Regions from separate parts of the Homo sapiens genome. Here all the other regions are linked to region 3. The links are chromatin contacts, found by Hi-C or POLR2A ChIA-PET in ENCODE. All regions are on one chromosome and are shown on one strand. Each heading gives the region's core, a stretch centred on a gene start or an enhancer-like site at or near the end of the contact. The rest is flanking DNA. Distances are from core to core; before and after follow the strand shown. Region 1 overlaps ATP8B1 (ATPase phospholipid transporting 8B1). Region 2 holds the start of ATP8B1-AS1 (ATP8B1 antisense RNA 1). Region 3 overlaps ATP8B1 (ATPase phospholipid transporting 8B1).

Region 1 (4,230 bases), core at 344-2,843, 35 kb before region 3:
TTCATCTCCTGCTGGTTCTCCCACCCTGGCAAACAGATGTGGGCTTCTCTTGTAGCTCTTCTCCATGAGCAAGCTGAGACTTTTCTCTCTGGACCCCAGATTTGATATCAGGCTGAAAATATTTCCTCCATGGTGTTCCCTAAAATTCTAGCCGAACAACCTTAGCATCACATTCACAGAAATCATTATCATAGTGTTCTGGTTTCAGCGCTCCAGACACGCCTCCCTGCAGCCTTAGTCAGAGAAGCCTCGGATTTTAGCTGGTTTTCCCGAGGTCTCTGTTACTGCCATTCTGCCCTTGAAGGCTTTCTAGAAGCCTCTTTTTCCCCCATGCCAAACCCCCCCTCTAGTTTCTCTTTCTTGGGTTCTGCTATCTGGATGAGCTATTTTTTTCTAATAATTTTAACCTGTAGAAGATGTGATATGCATGAAATCCCATTTCTGCAATGATTCTTCCTGTTCTGGTCACAGAATCTGCCTGTGGGGAGATTCTCAGTGTGGGGAGTGCATGCACCCCGCGAGCCCCATCTCACCCAAATGTGGGGAGGCCATTGACTCCTGTATGTTGTGTGTCCGCTACCTTTCCATAGCAAACATTTAGATGGATTACCTCTTAGAGTGGGTTTCTGGTTTTGATTTCAAGCTGTTGAGGATTGAGCTTAAGTGCCTTCTGCCTTGAATCAGAAGGTACTAAACTCATGATACTTGACCAAAATTAAAGTGAAATTCCCTGCCGGGCACAGTGGCTCACGCCTGCAATCCCAGCACTTTGGGAGACTGAGGTGAGTGGATCACCTGAGGTCAGGAGTTCAAGACCAGCCAGACCAACATGGTGAAACCCCGTCTCTACTAAAAATACAAAAATTAGCCAGGCGTGGTGGCAAGTGCCTGTAGTCCCAGCTATTTGGGAGGCTGAGGCAGGAGAATCACTAGAACCCGGCAGGCAGAGGTGGCAGTGAGCTGAGATGGTGCCATTGCACTCCAGCCTGGGCAACAAGAGTGAAACTCCAACTCAAAAAAAAAAAAAAAAAAGAAAGAAAGAAAATGGAATTCCCACCAATCTGAACAGGAAGGTGGCCTCTGTCATAACAGGTCCAGACTGGATATTGGTGAACTAGCTAAAGCTGAAGCAGCCAGACAAGTTACAAGGAAGTTCTAGTTGATTGCCCAAACAGTGAATAAAACATGCTTCTTCCTCATTCCTTTCCCCGCTAATTGCACTGCTTAGTCTCCTATCACAATTTTGGAATCTCTACCAAATGTAGATATCTGATGGGGTGGCAGGAGAATTGGCTCCATGGGGTCCAGGGTCAACTTTGCTCTTGGTGCTTGGTGGCACGCCATCAGACGTGTAGTCCGAGACACAGCAAAGGGACCGGGATTGGGTGCCTGCAGAAATGTCAGAGACGCATGTAGTGGGTGGAAACTCTCATCCCCTGTTTTTTTACAACTCTGCCTGCCCATTCTGGTGGTTAGGATCCTTTCCTGATCATTCAGTTTGCAGGTCATATGTTTTGTAGATTTCTACCCTCGGTATATGGGCATTAAAAGAGCTCAGTCTTGGCCGGGTGCGGCGACTCATGCCTGTAATCCCAGCACTTTGGGAGGCCAAGGAAGTTGAATCGCCTGAGGTCAGGAGTTCGAGACCAGCCTGGCCAACATAGTGAAACCCCATCTCTATTAAAAATACAAAAATTAGCCCGGCATGGTGGTGCACACCTATAATCCCAGCTACTCGGGAGGCTGAGGCAGGAGAATCGCTTGAACCTGGGAAATGGAGGTTGCAGTGAACCAAGATCCCACCACTACACGCCATCCTGGGTGACAAAGTGAGACTCCATCTCAAAAAAAAAAAAAAAATGCTCAGTCTTGAATCTTAGTCATGTTTTCCAAGGGTGATTTATATTCCTAGGGGATTTGGGTGGTTCTCGCTTCTCAAAACCCATATCAAATGACTTTGCCTGTGACTTTTTACAAAAATTCTTATTCTAATACCTCTCTGCGCCCTTCCCAAGCACACAGATGATGTTCAGTAAATGCCAGACCTCTTTCCTCCCATTTCCCATGTGCCCTGCCTCCCTCACAGCCAGTCTGCTCTCCTTCTTTCCTCCCTTCCTCTCTTTGCCCTCTTCATCCCTCTTTCCTTTCCCACTATATTCTCATTTGTGCAATTTCCCAGTTAAGGTCAGTGTCACCCTGACTTCTCTTTCTTTTTTTAATCATCATCTGTCTTTCTTGACATTTCACATCCTGAATAATTTCCTTCAGAGAATCAGTTCTTTAAGACATCAGAACATGAGTCACCCTGCGAGGTACCACCAGACTAACACCAGGGACCAGCACCCATTCTAGCAAAACACTGCCTAAGCAGCCTGAACTGCGCTAGTTTCTTTAATGAGGGTTGTAGCACAGAAAGTTGCTTTCTTTTTTTTTTAAAGAAAGGAAATCCTCTAGCCCAACTAAGCTTTCCTGTTAAACAAGTGCTTTGAGAGACCCATTCAGAGTACTTTTCACTAGAAGGACCTTTATTGTGTTTTGTGAGAAGGAAGGACAGGCACAAACATGCTGTTAGAATGTGCCATGGAGAAAGATAAGCCCACAGGTTCGAGTGGAGTAACTTTACCCTTTGTGTAAAGATTCAGCAAAGATTCTCAGAAATGAGCGGGAATGTTTTCAGTGCTATGGGATGAGCTCTGTCGTTTCCTGATGAACACACTTCTCAGCATGTGTTCTGGGAAACACTAGTTTTTGTATTTTTGGAGTTTTCTTGTTGTTTGTTTGTTTGTTTTTGTTTTGAGATGGAGTCTCTCTCTGTCGCCCAGACTGGAGAGCAGAGGCGCGATATCGGCTCACTGCAACCCCGCTCCTGGGTTCAAGCGATTCTCCTGCCTCAGCCTCCCAAGTAGCTGGGATTACAGGCGTATGCTACCACGCCTGGCTAATTTTTGTATTTTTAGTAGAGACAGAGTTTCACCATGTTGGCCAGGATGGTCTCGATCTCCTGAACTTGTGATCCACCAGCCTCAGCCTCCCAAAGTGCTGGGATTATAGGCGTGAGCTACCACACCCGGCCTTAAAGTGATATCTTCATAAAATAATCTGGAATTAAGAATGTGGGGTCTTTAGCGCATCTATGAATTAATATTTAGTTGGAACCAAAACACAGATAAAGATGGCTCATTGAAACGTATCAATCGTAGGATATCCTAGGGAATCTGTGAAAAGTGCTGAGGGAGCTGTTCCACTTAATAAGATGAATTTTCCATTTTCGGCACATACCACATATGGGAGTCTACTCTGGCTACTTATTTTCTTTCTTTCTCTGATCGGTTGTAAATTACCATCCACCTCCACAGCCTAAAAACACCAGAGTAATTGATGCTTGTAAAGCCGCAGGGTGAGGGGTATTCCTGCACTGAGTGATTACTGATGGGGAAGGGTGGTGATACTGTGCCATCTCATTTTATTTTATTCTTTTTATTTATTTGTTTATTTATTTATTTGACAGAATCTCGCTCTTGTTGCCCAGGCTGGAGTGAAGTGGCGTGATCTCAGCTCACTGCAACCTCCGCCTCCCGGGTTCAAGTGATTCTCCTGCCTCAGCCTCCCGAGTAGCTGGGATTACCGGCGCCCGCCATCACGCCCAGCTAATTTTTGTATTTTTAGTAAGGACGGAATTTTGCCATGTTGGCCAGGCTTGTCTTGAACTCCTGACCTAAGGTGATTCGCCCACCCTGGCCTCCCAAAGTGCTGGGATTACAGGCATGAACCACTGTGCCCGGCCTATTCTATTTATTTTTAAGATCTTGGGCAACATGCTCATTTTAGAGAATTTGCTTTCAAGTCATGTAATTTATGATTGAACCTTGGGTAAGAATCTCTTGCTCATGGAAACCTAACTCAGCTGGTGGTTTTCTTCCTGCTACTTTGCAGCCCAAGTTCAGAAGTAGATTTTTAATGATAGAAGTCACCATAGGAAGACACTCTCCTTTGCACTAACTGGGGGTTCTCAGTCCTGCCTGTACATCAGAACCTCTTGTGGAATTTTTACAAACTCTCTAGGTGCCTGGACCCAGCCCCTGAAGATACAGAGTGGTTCTGGGATGAGGCAAGGGGAAGAATCTATCATTTAAAATGAATTCAGTGGCCTGAATATTTTCTCCCATTCTGTTGTCTCTTTACTTTGTTGATTGTTTCCTTTGCTTTACAGAAGCTTTTTAACTTGTGATC
Region 2 (4,265 bases), core at 1,579-4,078, 64 kb after region 3:
CCCGTCTGAGAAGTGAGGAGCCCCTCCGCCGGGCAGCCACCCCGTCTGGGAAGTGAGGAGCCCCTCCGCCCGGCAGCCACCCCGTCTGGGAAGTGAGGAGCGTCTCCGCCCGGCAGCCACCCCGTCCAGGAGGGAGGTGGGGGGGTCAGCCCCCTGCCCGGCCAGCCACCCCATCCGGGAGGTGAGGGGCGCCTCTGCCCGGCCGCCCCTACTGGAAAGTGAGGAGCTCCTCTGCCCGGCCAGCCGCCCCGTCCGGGAGGGAGGTGGGGGGGTCAGCCCCCCGCCCGGCCAGCCGCCCCGTCCGGGAGAGAGGTGGGGGGGTCAGCCCCCTGCCCGGCCAGCCACCCCGTCCGGGAGGTGAGGGGCGCCTCTGCCCAGCCGCCCCTACTGGGAAGTGAGGAGCCCCTCTGCCCGGCCAGCCGCCCCGTCCGGGAGGGAGGTGGGGGGGTCAGCCCTCCGCCCGGCCAGCCGCCCTGTCTGGGAGGTGAGGGGCGCCTCTGCCCGGCCGCCCCTATGGGAAGTGAGGAGCCCCTCTGCCCGGCCACCACCCCGTCTGGGAGGTGTACCCAACAGCTCATTGAGAACGGGCCATGATGACAATGGCGGTTTTGTGGAATAGAAAGGGGGGAAAGGTGGGGAAAAGATTGAGAAATCGGATGGTTGCCGTGTCTGTGTAGAAAGAGGTAGACATGGGAGACTTTTCATTTTGTTCTGTACTAAGAAAAATTCTTCTGCCTTGGGATCCTGTTGATCTGTGACCTTACCCCCAACCCTGTGCTCTCCTGAAACATGTGCTGTGTCCACTCAGGGTTAAATGGATTAAGGGCGGTGCAAGATGTGCTTTGTTAAACAGACGCTTGAAGGCAGCATGCTCGTTAAGAGTCATCACCACTCCCTAATCTCAAGTACCCAGGGACACAAACACTGCGGAAGGCCGCAGGGTCCTCTGCCTAGGAAAACCAGAGACCTTTGTTCACTTGTTTATCTGCTGACCTTCCCTCCACTATTGTCCTGTGACCCTGCCAAATCCCCCTCTGCGAGAAACACCCAAGAATGATCAATCAATAAATAAATAAATAAATAAATAATAAAAAAAAAAATAAGAAGCAGTGGTAAGCCAGAGCATACACAGCCTGGAAAGCCTGTAAGGATGTTGAGGTGAACCCTGAGAGCAAAAGGAAGTCCATGGAAAGTTGCTAGATAGAGAATGAAATGACTGTGTTTATATTTGTAAGTGTTCGCCCTGGCTGGAGTGTGAAGATTAGATTGGAGAGGTGTGGGGAATCCAGAAGATGGGTGGAGAGGTTAGCCAGAGGGAGGATGTGACTTGCATTGCACTAGAGGGAAAGGATGGATGCCAAAGCACGAGAGTTTGCAGGTTTCAAGGGAGGGCTGTCAGACAGCATCCATTTAATAGCTTGAAGCAAGAGACTGGTCATTTGCTGAGATTTGGGGCTGTGGGAAGGACCTACGGTTTGAGACATTCTGAAATGCTGACCAGAAAGCCCACTGTTGGGGGAAGACAGGTTTAGTGGGAAGGGCAAATTGAGAGACGAGGTCCACCAAGCAGCTCTCAGCAGTTTGAAGGCTTCAAGTTGTTATTCATGCATATCATGGAACAAAAGAATAACAATGATTAACCATTAATGCCATTTATATCCTAATTCAGAAAGCTTACTGGATGTCAAGTACATGTTAGGCATATTTTGGTATAGCTGATCTCATATTATCCTCACAATAACCTTCCCAGTGAAGGGTTATTATCACTTTATAATTGAAACATCTGTGGCTCAGAAAGGTTAAGAAACTTGACCAGGCTCACCAAGCCAGAAAATGAGTTCTGTGATCTATGGAACGTATCTGGCTTCATTCAGAGCTCTAACGGTACAGGAGTTACCATTGTTCACCCTCCTTAAAGAATGAGCATCCAGCGGGACTTTAAAATAACTGTAATTTTTTTTAGTGAGAGACAAGGTGCTTACAAGCAAGCAGCTTGCAATCATGAAGCCTGGGAATCACTGAAGCAAATCTAAGTGCTTAAACTTAACTACAGGAAAAGGAAAGTTAAGTTTTCGGTTCCTCAAATTAATATTTTCATTGTAATGATAATTTCCACTTTTAGTTTGCCGTTTACAAGCCAATTTTATTTTTTATTGCATCTATCTATCATCTATCTATAATTTATTTATTAATTAGAGACAGGGTCTCTCTCCGTAGCCTCAGGCTGGAGTGCAGTGGCGTGATCACAGCTCAGTGCAGCCTCGACCTCCATGGCTCAAGCGACCTCCCACCTCAGCCTCCTAAGTAGCTGGGACCACAATCCCATGCCAATAAGCCCGGCTAATTCTTGTATTTTTTATAGAGGGGCGGGGGCGGGGGTGGCTCACCACGTTGCCCAGGCTGGTCTCGAACTCCTGGCCTCAAGCGACCCTCCACCTCCGCTTCGGCCTCCCAAAGTGCTGAGATTACAGGCGTGAGTCACCGCCCTCGATCTCATTTAAAATATAACTGAGATTTTCCAACTGCTTCACTGATTTGTTAACTAAGTGAACTCTGCTTGGACCCCTCCCCGATTCCCGGTACTGGGACAGGGAAACGAGCCCTAGAGGCGCCCGCAGTGATGTTTGCCTGTTCTCTTACCGAAGCCTGTTATGAGGAGCAAAAAGCAGAATGTCCAAGAAGGCTCTTTGAAGATGTCTGTGAGTTTGCCTGGGGACAGCTCCTGGAAGGCGGTGTCCCCGCGACTAGGGCGAGCCCCGGATTCCCCATCATCCCGGACTCCCCAACACCCGGAGGCGCGGCGCCACGAACAGGACCAAGTAGGAAATGCAAGACCACGCGCCAGAAACGCGGAAGTGGCCCGGAGACAACATGGCGGCGCCGGCGTCAAGTGCCCTAACCCCGGACCGGCGGCCTGGTACGGTGGCCTGTGGGGGACGCCACATTAAAAGAACAGAGACGCTCATCCTGCGCCTGGTAGGGCGAAGTGGGGTCCGGTAAAGCGACCTTCAGCGCAAAGCTGAGGGGGCGCAGGGACCTAACAGCAAGGACCGCAGGGGGAGGCCACCCCTTGCTGGCCAGAATCAGAATGAAGAGACAGACGATAATGCCGTTCATTCTGGCCGTCCCGAGTAGCTGGGACTACAGGCGTGCGCCCACCACGCCAGGCTAATTTTTTAAAAATTTTATGGAGACGGGGGTCCCACTATGTTGCCCGGGCTGGTCTTGAACTCCTGGCCTCATGTGATCCTCCCACCATGGCCTCCCAAAATGTTGAGATTACAGGCCTGAGCCACCGCACCTGGTCATTCAACTATTATTTTAAGCCACACACTTCTGCATAATAGAGCATGTATTATTAGTCTACTATTGCCACACTAAAGAGGTGTAACAAAATGCCTCCCAAACTCAGAGGCGTAACCCAACAATCGTTTATTCTCACTTATGCATCTGCAGGTCACTGATGTGGGCTGAGTTCAGCTGGACGTGTCTCCAAGCTGAAGATTGGGTCCCTGTCTTCTCCATGTCTCAGCTTCCCTGGACCAGTGGGTCAGTCAGGGCGTGTTCTTCTCATGGTGGTTGTTCACAGAAAAAGCGGTCTTGATCCAGACCCCAAGAGAGGCCTCCTGAATTACACGCAGGAAGGAATTCAAGACAAGTTGCAGGGTACGGTGAGAGTTTATTGAAAGCGCCTCCATTACAGAGTAGGGCGTCCTTAGGAAGCAAGCAAAGGAATGCCCCGTCTTTGTTTTAGCTTTTTCTTTTTTTTTTTTTTTTGAGATGGACTCTTGCTCTATTGCCCAGGCTGGAGTGCAATGGCACAATCTCGGTTCACTGCAACCTCTGCCTCCTGGGTTCAAGCAATTCTCCTGCCTCAGCCTCCTGAGTAGCTGGGATTACAGGCGCCCGCCACCACGCCTGGTGAATTTTTGTAGTTTTAGTAGAGACAGGGCTTCGCATGTTGGCCAGGCTGGTCTCAAACTCCTGACCTCAGGATGATCCACCCGCCTCGCCTCCCAAAGTGCTGGGCCACTGCGCCTGGCCATTTTAAATTTTTCATATATAGGCCGGGCGCGGTGGCTCACGCCTAATCCCAGCACTTTGGGAAGCCGAGGTGGGCAGATCACAAGGTCAGGAGATCGAGACCATCCTAGCTAACACGGTGAAACCCCCATCTTTACTAAAAATACAAAAAATTAGCCGGCTGTGGTGGTGGGCGCCTGTAGTCCCAGCTACTTGGGAGGCTGAGGCAGGAGAATGGGTGA
Region 3 (3,870 bases), core at 1,196-3,695:
GGCTAATTGGTTAAAAACCAATTAACCACTTCTTAATTGTAAAGGCTTAACTGACAAAGACACTGCATTCTCTTTAAGGCCCCGAGGCTATACCCAAATTGGATTATGGGCAGTTGCCTGATAGAGCTTTCTGTTGTCAGGTTGGTCTCAAACTCCTGACCTCAAGTGATCTGCCTGCCTCTGCCTCCCAAAGTGCTGCCATTACATGCGTGAGCCGCGGCGCCCGACTGTTTATTCTCAACTATAAAACTGCTATTATTTCCATGAGAGATTCTAAAGCTTTACAAAGACATAAGATCCTAACATGCCCTGCCAGAACAGAATGGTGAGGTTGAGAATGAACTTCCCTAGGGAAAATTCCTGAGTATTCGTGAATCCTATATAAAGCCTTCAGTCGTGAGACGGCAGCCTCACCCTTGAGAGCACCTGCCCCGGCCTGCCCTTGTGCCCACCCACGACCTTACCTTGCACTATGGTGGGGCAGTTGGGAGTAAAGCTAAGACTTCCTTTTCCAAATAAAATTGTCTTTCAAAAACATGTGATCCAGTTATTCACTCTGGAAAAGAATTTGACAGAGGCGAAACAGAATTTCTGTAACAAATATGTGTTATAGAATCATTTTAATGTGATTAAATATTAGACACTACATTTTCAAACAGCACTTTGGTAGTCCTAGCTGATGGTAAAGTTAAAGTTAATGAGAAGGATGTTTGTGGGTACCTCTGTCCTAACCTTCACAACAACAAACAGTGAAGGGAACCAACATTTCCCAAGGTCAGAAATTTTCTCGACTTCAGGGGATAACCTTTTCCAAACCTGAAGTTCCAAGGTGAACAGAGTTTGAAAATAGAAACAGCTAATTATTTAGGCTTCATGTCCAGGTATGGCTAATGTAACTTTGGATGATTAACTTCCACTTTGAACTCAAAAATTTGTTCATTTAATTCATTTTTTCCCCATTCCTTTAGAGAAACCAATTTAAAATTTAAGATGTCACTTGAAATCACAGACCAGTACCTCCAAAGAGAAGATACATTGGCTACATTTGATGGTTTGTACCAAACATGTCTTACTTTGCTTTAAATTTTAGTTGCTTGGTTCAATTCCTATTGATTAAAACCAGAAAGACTTTTGTATGTGATTAATTATGTGAATCTTATATTTTTAAAAGGTTTTATTGAATGTGAAGAACCCAATAACAGACTAGATAAGTTTACAGGAACACTATTTTGGAGAAACACAAGTTTTCCTTTGGATGCTGATAAAATTTTGTTACGTGGCTGTGTAATTAGGAACACCGATTTCTGCCACGGCTTAGTCATTTTTGCAGGTACGTTCAGAGTTTCTTGGGAAATTAATCAGCTATGATCTTTAAAGACTTAGAGGGGATTGCTTTTCTGTCCTTTGTCCATCAAAACCAAAAGAAGAGTAATAGCATCATGAGCTTTTTTTTTTTTTTTTTTTTTTTTTTGAGACAGAGTCTCACTCTGTAGCCCAGGCTGGAGTGCAGTGGCATAATCTCAGCTCACTGCAACCTCTGTCTCCTGGGTTCAAGTGATTCTCCTGTCTCAGGCTCCAGAGTAGTTGGGATTATAGGCATGTGCCACCATGCCCAGATAATTTTTGTATTTTTAGTAGAGACAGGGTTTTGCCATGTTGGCCAGGCTGGCCTCGAACCCCTGACCTCAGGTGATCCGCCCAACTCAGCCTCCAAAACTGCTGGGATTACAGGCGTAAGCCACCATGCCTGGCCAAGAAGAGTAATTTTATTGGTGAGCTAGTGAATTGATTTTTCCCAACTGATGACTACATTGAATTTTCCATTTTCAGGTGCTGACACTAAAATAATGAAGAATAGTGGGAAAACCAGATTTAAAAGAACTAAAATTGATTACTTGATGAACTACATGGTTTACACGGTATTTATTTTTCATCTCAGTAGATCTCTCATCTAGATTGCTGTCTTTTGCACTAATATTATCGTATGTTTTTCTAATACAAAATCTTACCTCTTTAGGTGGAATAGAAAAATTATTGGGCACTCCAAGCTTCAAATGCAGGAAGAAGGGATTTTTTTTTCCAGAAATGCCTTACTTTTTCTCAGAAATGCCACACTTTTAACAGGAGAATTCCCTTGGGAAGGGAAATTTCGGTTGTAGGGTGCCCTGAGTGCTTTGATGACGGGAACTGGAAAACCAGGAAGCCCTAGATAAATTAGTGAAGCTGGACTCCTGAAGTCAATGTAGGGTTGATTTCATTGCTGTTACTTTCCCATAGAGGCAGTTCTCTTAGAAGCAAGCCTCCCCCAGCACCCCCAACATATACTGTATAGCTCCAAATACAAGGCAAGGCTAAAAATAAAGTATGTCGAGGACACTCAAGACCACTCCCAGGTTTGATGATTCACTGGAAGGACTCATAGGCCTCAGCACATAGTCGTATTCACAGCTGTGAGTCATTACAACAAAAGGACACAGAGCAAGATCACCAAAGACTCATGGAGCAAAGTGCAAAGGAAACCAGGCACAAGCTTCCAAAAGTCGGCCGTCCTGCCCCCACTCCCCACCAAACCACACACACAATAGGCACTTAATTCTCCCAGCAGCAATTAATGACACCACATGTGAAATGTTGTCTATACCAGGGAAGCTCATGAGAGACTCAGTGTCAAAGGTTTTTAACAAAAAAACTCTAGACTCCCCAAAAGAATGCAGATGGTCAGCATAAACCATGCTGTTTGCACAGTTAGGCATCATGAGTTTTTTTATTATTATTATTATTTGTTTTTTTTTGAGATTGAGTTTCACTCTTGTTGCCCAGGCTGGAGTACAATGGCATGATCTTGGCTCACTGCAATCTCCGTCTCCCAGGTTCAAGTGATTCTCCTGCCTCAGCCTCCCAAGTAGCTGGGATTACAGGCACCTGCCACCACACCTGGCTAATTTTTGTATTTTTAGTAGAGACGGGGTTTCACCATGTTGGCCAGGCTGGTCTCGAACCCCTGACCTCAAGTGATCTGCCTGCCTCGGCCTCCCAAAGTGCTTGGATTACAAGCATGAGCCACTGCACCCGGCCCATGAGCTATTCTTATCAGAGAATAAAAAATAACTGGGAAATCCTCCAAACATCTAAGTTACCAGATACCAGCCCAGGGCGAACCTTGCAAGCCGGCCTTCGGAGGAAGCAGTCTCAGACCTGCTATGTTTGCTCTTTTCTGCCCACGTGGTGACCCCAAATATTAAGCACTCCTTCTATTTCCCAATGAAAAATTTTTTCAAGTATTTAATTCAATTTGAATGCATACTTCTAAAACTTATTCTTTGATTGCATATACATGTTTAAAATCACATAAAAATAATAATTTAAGAAACATTTTCCCCTGCTTTCTCATTTCATGAAAATTGTATTTGAACTTTTCACATTCATCTTTGGTGTCATGGTTGTGGTTATCCACTCTCAAAGAGCCTGTTTGGCACTCTGCTCTTTCCACGACAAAGTTGTGAGATATAGCACTTTTGGACTCCATGTCCAGAAATTTAAATTTGTCTCTGGAAATTTTATTCCCACTTGCGAATCTCCAAGTACCACTAGGATGGTTGACTTTTTATTCCTTCCATAAATATATGCTCATAACTTCTACAACATAATACTTATCATATTGCTTCTTAAGTGATCTTATTTTACAATGTCATGCAATACTTATGACATTACACCTTAAGGAATAATCGCCCAAATATAGGTGAAATTTTCTTGCCCTGAAAAAAAAATTCTGGCTGGGTGAGGGCCACCTGTAATCCCAGCAGTTTGGGAGACTGAGGCATGCAGATCACTTGAGGACAAGAGTTCGAGACCAGCCTGGCCAACATGGTG

Evidence for each region. Hi-C counts contacts between places; a loop is a spot of excess contacts on that map. ChIA-PET counts read pairs that join two places held with the same protein, here RNA polymerase II (POLR2A). Pooled maps may share reads with other maps.
Region 1: a map of endothelial cell of umbilical vein shows a loop between it and region 3 (2.3-fold over the local background). The contact joins two enhancer-like sites. A Hi-C loop is called at or near these places in 2 of 168 maps with a recorded cell type or tissue (ascending aorta and endothelial cell of umbilical vein) and 2 of 50 pooled maps. POLR2A ChIA-PET finds 5 or more read pairs at or near these places in 6 of 52 experiments (A549, BJ, CD4-positive, alpha-beta T cell and 3 more).
Region 2: a loop to region 3 is called in a map of heart right ventricle, with 2.1 times the contacts of the local background. The contact joins the promoter of ATP8B1-AS1 here to the enhancer-like site in region 3. A Hi-C loop is called at or near these places in 1 of 168 maps with a recorded cell type or tissue (heart right ventricle) and 1 of 50 pooled maps. POLR2A ChIA-PET finds 5 or more read pairs at or near these places in 8 of 52 experiments (AG04449, AG04450, B cell and 5 more).

What each region holds. Positions count from the first base shown.
Region 1 is chr18:57,726,352-57,730,581 of GRCh38, reverse strand. All of the region lies in intron 2 of ATP8B1 (ATPase phospholipid transporting 8B1), which reads left to right. Among named protein-coding and RNA genes, the nearest start is that of ATP8B1, 75 kb to the left of the region's middle. Within about 2 kb of position 1,593, at least 5 of the 41 ENCODE cell types and tissues checked have a DNase peak (open chromatin) inside an H3K27ac peak, as active enhancers do; they include ascending aorta and endothelial cell of umbilical vein, where a contact is called at or near this core.
Region 2 is chr18:57,628,894-57,633,158 of GRCh38, reverse strand. ATP8B1-AS1 (ATP8B1 antisense RNA 1) reads right to left here and starts at 2,828. Exons shown (of 3, transcript NR_164148.1): 1 at 2,641-2,828. RefSeq lists enhancers at 1-289, 2,567-3,056, 2,580-3,080, 3,127-3,176.
Region 3 is chr18:57,692,631-57,696,500 of GRCh38, reverse strand. It overlaps ATP8B1 (ATPase phospholipid transporting 8B1), which reads left to right. Exons shown (of 28, transcript NM_001374385.1): 9 at 969-1,051; 10 at 1,172-1,330; 11 at 1,831-1,919. Among named protein-coding and RNA genes, the nearest start is that of ATP8B1-AS1, 64 kb to the right of the region's middle. RefSeq lists an enhancer at 1,615-2,814. Within about 2 kb of position 2,445, at least 6 of the 41 ENCODE cell types and tissues checked have a DNase peak (open chromatin) inside an H3K27ac peak, as active enhancers do; they include PC-9, ascending aorta and endothelial cell of umbilical vein, where a contact is called at or near this core.